2 separate regions of the Homo sapiens genome follow, and region 1 is linked to region 2. Evidence: chromatin contacts called from ENCODE Hi-C or POLR2A ChIA-PET data. All regions are on one chromosome and are shown on one strand. The core of a region is the stretch at or near the end of the contact, and the rest is flanking DNA. Distances in the headings are between cores, read along the strand shown.

Region 1 (3,786 bases), core at 1,196-3,695, 150 kb before region 2:
ACGTAAACTGTTCTATCAGATTAAGTCAGAGGTGAAAGCATGGTTGAATTAGAGAATATACATTATGGCAAGTAGAATGCTAAACGATTTAAGATGATTTTAAGACACTTGTAATGGCATAAGGGTGAAGTTTGGGGAAGCTTTCAGAAATCCACTGTGTGGAATTACCAACGATTCTTCCCAGGAGAGAAAAGAGGTATATGAAAAATAATATGACAGTACAGGAAACTCTGGATTTAATGTTAAAAAGATATATGCATAAGATGGATTCCTGCCTATTTTTTCCCTCTGCTTTTAAAACCTGCTTTCTTACAAAGTCTAGAGTACAGCATTTTTTGCTCAGTCTTTTACTTCTTGACTTTTTTCCTTTCTCTCAACACTCCAGTCACTTCTACTTTACTAATTGATTCTTTGGCAAAAATCACTCCGAAGGGAGCAGTTCACACAGGCAAGCAAGAATTTGTCAGGCACTGTGCTTTTAGGTGAATAAAGTCCAGATGGTGCCTTGTCTTTACATTGTTTTGATTCTTGCCAGTTCTAGATGGGAATCATCATCAATGGCTACTACATACCACTGCAAGAAAATCACTTCTATTCTTTGCTTCAGCTTCGCCCAAAATGTCCTGTGGGATGCTTTCGCCTTTGTATTTCTAAATCTCCATGTAGGTATACTTTTGGCAACAGAGCTACTTTATCTCCCCACTTGTAGCAAATCTGTTTCATTTTTAATATTGCCACATTCCAATGGCAGGTTACACCGTGGTTGATGAAAAGGAATTTAATAGTTTTACAGATTTTAACTTTTTTTTTTTTAATTTTTTGAGACTGAGTTTTGCTCTTGTTGCCCAGGCTGGAGTGCAGTGGCGCAATCTCGGCTCACTGCAACCTCTGCCTTCCAGGTTCAAGCGATTCTCCTGCCTCAGCGTTTCTGAGTAGCTGGGATTACAGGCATGTGCCACCACGCCCGGCTAATTTTGTATTTTTAGTAGAGACGGGGTTTCTGCATGTTGGTCAGGCCGGTCTCGAATTCATGACCTCAGATGATCTGCCGGCCTTGGCCTCCCAAAGTGCTGGGATTACTGGTGTGAGCTACTGCGCCTGGCCCAGATTTTAACATTTTATCTACTTGTCTCTTTCATAGAATATTTGAAAATTACCCCCCCAAAAACTAGTTTCTAAGCTATGGAAAAAGCAATCTCATATAAGAATGAAATCTCTTTAAGATATTTCACATTTGTGCATATGTAGAGGAAGGGTAAAAGCATAAAATGAAGTATCATACTTTTGGAACTCATATACTTGCAAAATTTTATAACAAGATGGCTTTATTTTTTAGACAGCTTAGTGGAAAAGCACTGGCTCTCCTAAAGTTTTAAAATGTTGTGACTTAATTTAGAGTATAGGCTTATTAAAAGATAAAGAATAATGGTTTTTTAAAAATTATTCTTTCTGTAATTTCAGACCTCAGCCTTTTGCCTAAATTTCCTTTCACTTCTTTGTAAAAAGGATGAATATTTTTAGTACACTGTCCTGGCACAAATCCTCCTTACAGGCTCAGATTTTCTCAGTGGTGACTAAAGCAGTTCAGCTGCTTCCAAGTTCTACATTTCATCTCCTTTTCTGTTGCACCTCCCTCCTCCCCAGCCCCCTCCTTTGCAGCTGCTTTATTGGCAAAGCTCAGATCCTTTGATAGATCTCAATCCCATCATGGCCCTTCAAAAGAAGAATTTAAGCTCACCTTTTATATAGCTTTTCTGATAGCCACAATTTCTGCATTAAAAATCTGAGGGATGACAAAGTCCCTATGCATACTAGTTAGGAATTTCTTAGAACCTCTCTTCCATTTACTATACTGTTTCCCATGTTCTTTTGGGTGTTTTTCATATTGATGGTTGGATATCATTACAACAATTACTTTTGGCTGTTTTTAGGTCTTCAGCTGCTACTGGGATACCTCTTCTATATTTTCAAAGTAACCAGTGTCATTTCATAATTGTTTATTATACAGCTTAAGATATAAGCACCATATACAGATTTCAGTAAAAGCAAAATTTGAAGCTGTTTTCAATTTAGGAAACACATCGTCTATTTATAAGCAATTTGATGTGTATAGTTTCATATCAGCAATCCGTGCAGTTTTCTCTTTGGTGTGTGCAACTAGTAAGTTCCTTTAACTATATGTTGCCAAATAGAGCTTTGTTATGTTCTCATCTTGTTGTGTGACTTGGATGTTGACTGCAGCCTGGGAAAAAAAACTGTTGTAGAGTCTATCAGAAAAGAAGAGGCAGCTTTACAAATGGCATCTCCCCACAGCCCTCCATTGCATTTGTTGTGCATCTGGTTGTCTCTGTTGCTGGTTTTTCTGCTTTCTTGTAGTCTCAGTTTCAGATGAGTGCCTCTTTTAGGGGGGAGAGGCAGTGGCAGCAGAGGAAACATTTCCCTTGGCCCACCTCCAAGCAGCACTAAGTGTGAGTCTCATAGGAACCTCTTTAGATTGAAAACTCATCAATTTATATCTAAAATGCAAGTAGTTCTTCAGTGAACTGTGCTTCAGGTTGATTGTTAAGTACATATGGCCTCCAGTTTTCTCTTATTTTCATTCGAATTTACATAGGCTAAAGCTAGTGAAGTTTCAGTAGGTGTACCGAAAGCTCAGAAATGGAATTCATTTTAACTCAAGCCTTTTAAGAAATAAATACTGCCTTTTAGAGTAAAAAAAACCTACAACATTAAAGGATAGAGAAACGTCTAATAAAAACAAATGACAAAATTTGATTAATTTGCACTTCAGATTGCTTCTAATTTAGCGTGAGGACTGATACTATTTACTTTAGCAAAATGTGTGTGTGTACATGTGTGTGAATATATATCACACAAGTAGTCAATAAAAAGGGGTATTTGGGAAGAGTGTTAAGTAGTTGACATACTTCTGTAATAAATGCACCCAAATTAAAATTAAGCTATGTCTGGCCAGGCGCAATGGCTCACGCCTGTAATCCCAGCACTTTGGGAGGCCGAGGCGGGCGGATCACGAGGTCAGGACATCGAGACCATCCTGGCTAACACGGTGAAACCCCGTCTCCACTAAAAATACAAAAAATTAGCCAGGTGTAGTGGCGGGCGCCTGTAATCCCAGCTACTCGGGAGGCTGAGGCAGGAGAATGGCGTGAACCTGGGAGACGGAGCCTGCAGTGAGCTGAGATTGCGCCACTGCACTCCAGCCTGGGCGACTGAGTGAGACTCCGTCTCAAAAAATAAATAAAATAAAATAAAATTAAGATAAATTAAACTATTTCTCTTCTCCACTCCCCCCCACTTTTGTGCTCACCTTCATTCTCTAGTACCATGCCCCAAAAGCAAATATGTCAGTGAACTCTGAGAACCTTTGAACAGGCAGTTTGCTGTAAGTACAGTGTTTATATTTATGACATATTTACGATATATTAACATATTCCAGATGTAATGGCCATCAGAATTCAGCAAGCTGGATTCAGTTGCCAAATAATTGAATAGTGAACTAAAAGCTATAAGCATTGAACTGAAGAGAAACCAGATACAAACCAAATACAAATACAAACCAACGCAAATACAAACCAAAGCTTATGATAGAGTTGGGAGGGTGATTTCAAGGGAAAGGGGTGAGATGAGGTGTACTCAATAAACTTTAACTGATACCTGCTGTCTGCCAAGTACTGTTCTAGATGATACAAGGGTGAAGGACAGATGGGTACAATTCGTGCTCTCAAGGTGTGTTGAGACAGGTATAGCTATAATTGCAACCGTTTC
Region 2 (4,219 bases), core at 218-2,717:
AGACTTCAGGTTGTTTACATGCTTATGAGTATGAAAGGAAGTGGGGATAATTAAGAAATGAGGCCCTGACCGCCTTTTATAGAATTGTAGTATGCTCCCTACTCTATCCCCCTTATCCTACTCATTTTGTTAACTGTAGTGCTTATCATGTTATATAATTTACTTATTTATTGTGTTTACTATTTCTTGTGTTAAAAGCAAAATATTAGCCAAATTAAACAGAGTTTGAGCAAAGAATTATTCCCGAATCAGGCAGCCTCCTGAGCCAGAGTAGGTTCATACAGACTCCCGCAGAGCCACATGGTGGAAAAAGGTTTATAGACAGAGAAAGAAAAGTGAGGTAGGGAAACAGCCAGAATGGTTATAGCTAGACGTTTACCTTATTTGAACACGGTTTGAACAGTTGGCCGTCTTTGGCCAAAACTTGGTGATTGGCGCAAGAGTAGGTTGCAGTGTATTTACACCTCCATTTAGGTTATAGTTTACTATTTACGGAGAAACCTTCAGGCTGAACTTAAAATATGTAAGGACACAGCTTTTGGCTAAACTTGATGTAACACTTGCCTGGTTTCACCCTGCTCCAAGAAGCCGGAGGTTTTTTAGAGATTTCTGTTTATTTTGCTCACGTATTAACTCCAAGCATCTAGAATACCATCTGATATATAGTATGTGGTCAATAAACATTTGCTGAATAAATGAAAAAGCGAGTTTTCTAAGAAGGCAAGAGAGAAGGGGAGCCAGAACATAGCCATATGGTTCCTGCCCCCACAACGCTTGTGAGTCCAGGACTTCCCGCCTACTGCGGGTGGGGAGGGAGAGGGAAGGGTAAAGAGCTGTTTCCCAGCTGGATGAAAAGGGACGGTGAATATTCGTTTGATAATTACAGTCTGCATTGAATCTTTTTTCTATTTTGTTCAGACTGATTTAAACGTTAAAGTATTTAATTCATCATATGTTTGTCTTTGAAGTAGATGAAACGTATTTGTTAGGTCTCTGTACTTCGACCTTCCAAGCCTGGCACACAGAAGGGCCCTGATAAAGCTTCTCGGAGGCCTAGTTGTGTTCAGCGCAGCCCAGCGTGCTCCTGTCAAGTGCTTTCGCCAGCACAGATTTCTGTGAGGCGCGTCTCTAAGTCCTTAATCTGTGGATTGACTGTGGTGATAAGGCAGGAGGAGGGAAGAGATTGAGTACGAGAAAGACCTGTGTGGCCAAAAGCGGCGGTGTAAGCTTAACCTAGGAAAAGAAACAGCTTCGGAAACGCCGCGCCGGGACATCGAACCAAATCAACCCTCACACCTCCCGCCTGGGCGCCCCAACGGCGCGAACGGGCGTGCGCCTGCGCGCGGACAACACAGATCTTGCAGCCGGGAGCGGCGCGGCAGCGGCTGAGATCACGTGGTGCGCCGGGAAGCCACCCCGCCTCTCCGAGGCCTCCCTGCCCCGCCCCGTCACGCCCCTTTCCCGGCGGGACGCTTTGAGCCGCCCCGAACTAAGCAGGGCGGTCGGGGGTGAGTGTCCGCGAGGGGCGTGCGTAGCGCAGACCCGGGCGGGTCCGGGTTGGGGCGCGGGCCGTCTGAATGCCTTGCGGGGACCAGGGGACAAAATGGCGGCGGGGTACGCCCTTTCACCCCCTCCCCTCACCTGGGAGTGCGAGTTGAGCGGGGCAGGGATCGTTGCTGGGGGAGGGGAGCCGCGGTCGCCTGGGGAGGGCTCGGAGGTCGGCCTCGGAGGCCTCGGGACGGGGGCTGGGGTGAGCCGCGTCCGGGCCCTGCCCTGCGGGCTCATCTGGGGTGTGAGGGACGTGAGACCCCGCACACTACGCGGTCTGAGGGGTGAGTGGGGGGCTGCCGCGTCACCTCACTTGGGGGCAGCCCCGGCCGCGGGTGACGAGGCTTCTGGAATGTCTAAATGCGAGGGGCCCCTGGAGGAGCCTCCCTTCGTTTGACAGGTGATCGTCTTCGTCATCTGTCATTCCCAGCGGGGTTTACCATGCTTTCCCTGTACTCTGATCTTAGCTCTGCCCAGGAAACGGGGCAGGAATGGCCTCTCCGTCTTCCAGATGCGTGCGCTGAGGCCTGGAGGGGCGAAGAGCCTCTCGCACCTGGGAGTAGTGGGACCCAGCCTCCTGCCTCTGTTGCTGCTCTTTTCCAAAACAGCACTTCCTTGGCGCCTTTCCTCTACACCGTTTTCCAGGCGCGTTCGTGGGAACGGCACCAGGGAGGAACGGGATTGTTAGAAAGCAGGCACAAAACTGGTCCTGTAAGCAACACCTGCTGCTGTTAAGGGGGCCCCAGCTGAGATGAGGCCGCCTGTTTGTGAGCAGCTTCCTGTTGCTGGTGGACTGCATCTCTTATTCTAGTTGTGACAAGTTATTTTCCATGAAAATAGCTATTCATTAATAGTCATTTTACCGAACAGATACTAATTCCTTATATGAATTATAGTTTGTCTTAGTTTATGGATTAATTTCATCATTAACTTTTCATCTTCATAAATAATCTGGTAGAAGGATGGATGGGCTAGGAGTAATACTTATTTTATGAATGGAGAAACGGGGGCTCAAAAGGTTATTACTTGCCTTAGATCACCAGCTGGTGAGTGGTAAATCTGGGGTTAAGTTTTCTGACCTAAGGTTGGTAGTCTGACCACTGTCCCACTCTGGCCTATACTGGTGCTCTTTCCCTTCTGTTATTTCTGTTAACTATGACTTTTCCTCAAAGTTTGTTGGTTGCAGATGATTTATGCCACTTGAAGAATGATATCCACTAAAGAATTAATATTTTTAATCAATCAAAGAGTCAAGTTTTAATGTGATTTGGAAGGTTGTCTGTGGGAGAAGTAATCTGATGGCTTTGAAGGCAGACTGTTTTGAGTTTGAATCTCAGCCCCAACCCTTGTTTTTGGCAAATTAATTTTTCTGAGCCTTTCTTATCTGTAAAGTAGGAATAATATCCACCTCATAATTTTGTTGATAGTAATAAATTAGGTGTCTGTAAAGTATTGAGAACTGTTCCTAGCCCATGGTAAGCCCTCAACAAATGCTCTTTTCCTTCTTTCTCCACACTCCCTTGAGCTGCATTAAAAATATACTCTATGTGTCTTTGGTCCATTTGGGTCTGGTATAGCAAAATACCTCAGACTGAGTGGCTTATAAACAACAGAAATTCATTTCTTGCAGTTTTGGAGGCTGGGAAGTCCTAGATCAAGATGTCTGATGATTCAGTGTTTGGTGATAGCCTGCTTTCTGGTTAATAGATGGCACCCTCTAGCTGTCTCCTTACATGGTGCAAGGGTGAAGGGGTCTCTCTCTGGCCTCTTATAAGGGAATTTATCCCATTCATTAAGGTTCTGCTTTCATAATACAGTCATCTCCCAAAGGCCCCACCTCCTGATATGACCTTGGAAACTAGGATTTCCACAAGAATTTTGAAGAACACAAACATGCAGACCATAGCATTATGGTTAATCACTTGGTTGTTCAGGTCAAATAACCATGGAAGTGTAATCAGCAGTACTGTACAAATGTGTTTATAAATAAATTTTGGTGACTGGTCCAAAGGATATAGTATTCTAAACAGACTTTAAAAATGTTTGCCATTGGTGCTTCATAGGTATTTTAAGAACTCCTAAAAGATTGATATTAAGGTCATTAATGTCTTCATTTAGCTGCAGGAATGTTTTAAAGATAAGTAAGATGAAGGGACTTGAGATTCTGTCATTTCTTTCACTTTCTTTTTTTTTTTTTTGAAACCGAGTCTCACTCTGTCACCCAGGCTGGAGTGCAGTGGCGCAATCTTGGCTCACTGCAAACTCCACCTCCCAAGTTCAAGCGATTTTCCTGCCTCAGCTTCCTGAGTAGCTGGAACTACAGGCACTCACCACCATGCCTGGCTAATTTTTTTTTGTATTTTTAGTAGAGACCGGGTTTCACCATGTTGGCCATGCTGGTCTCAAACTCCTGACCTCAGATGATCCACCCACCTCGGCCTCCCAAAGTGCTGGGATTACAGGCGTGCGCCACTGCACCTGGCCTCTTTCACTTTCATACCTGACCACAGCCCAGACTAGTTTTAAAGGATAAACAACTTCTTTGGGAATCACATGTGAATGTTATTTAAACACTTAGAAAGTGGGGGTATTATTTAGGGGGAAGTTTAATAGAATTCTCTGTAAGGGTACAATCTGATATCCATTGTGGAATTGGCATTTCTGAAATTGT

The links. A loop is a pair of places that touch in the nucleus more often than their neighbours do. ChIA-PET counts read pairs that join two places held with the same protein, here RNA polymerase II (POLR2A). Pooled maps may share reads with other maps.
Region 1: a map of sigmoid colon shows a loop between it and region 2 (2.4-fold over the local background). The contact joins the enhancer-like site here to the promoter of SCAPER in region 2. A Hi-C loop is called at or near these places in 1 of 168 maps with a recorded cell type or tissue (sigmoid colon) and 4 of 50 pooled maps. POLR2A ChIA-PET finds 5 or more read pairs at or near these places in 2 of 52 experiments (WTC11 and activated CD8-positive, alpha-beta memory T cell).

Annotation. Positions count from the first base shown.
Region 1 is chr15:77,058,564-77,062,349 of GRCh38, reverse strand. The region is part of intron 1 of TSPAN3 (tetraspanin 3); the gene reads left to right. Among named protein-coding and RNA genes, the nearest start is that of TSPAN3, 11 kb to the left of the region's middle. Within about 2 kb of position 2,445, at least 6 of the 41 ENCODE cell types and tissues checked have a DNase peak (open chromatin) inside an H3K27ac peak, as active enhancers do.
Region 2 is chr15:76,902,588-76,906,806 of GRCh38, reverse strand. SCAPER (S-phase cyclin A associated protein in the ER) reads left to right here and starts at 1,467. Exons shown (of 32, transcript NM_020843.4): 1 at 1,467-1,508. RefSeq lists an enhancer at 1,121-1,621 and silencers at 1,362-1,671, 1,682-1,791, 1,812-1,891.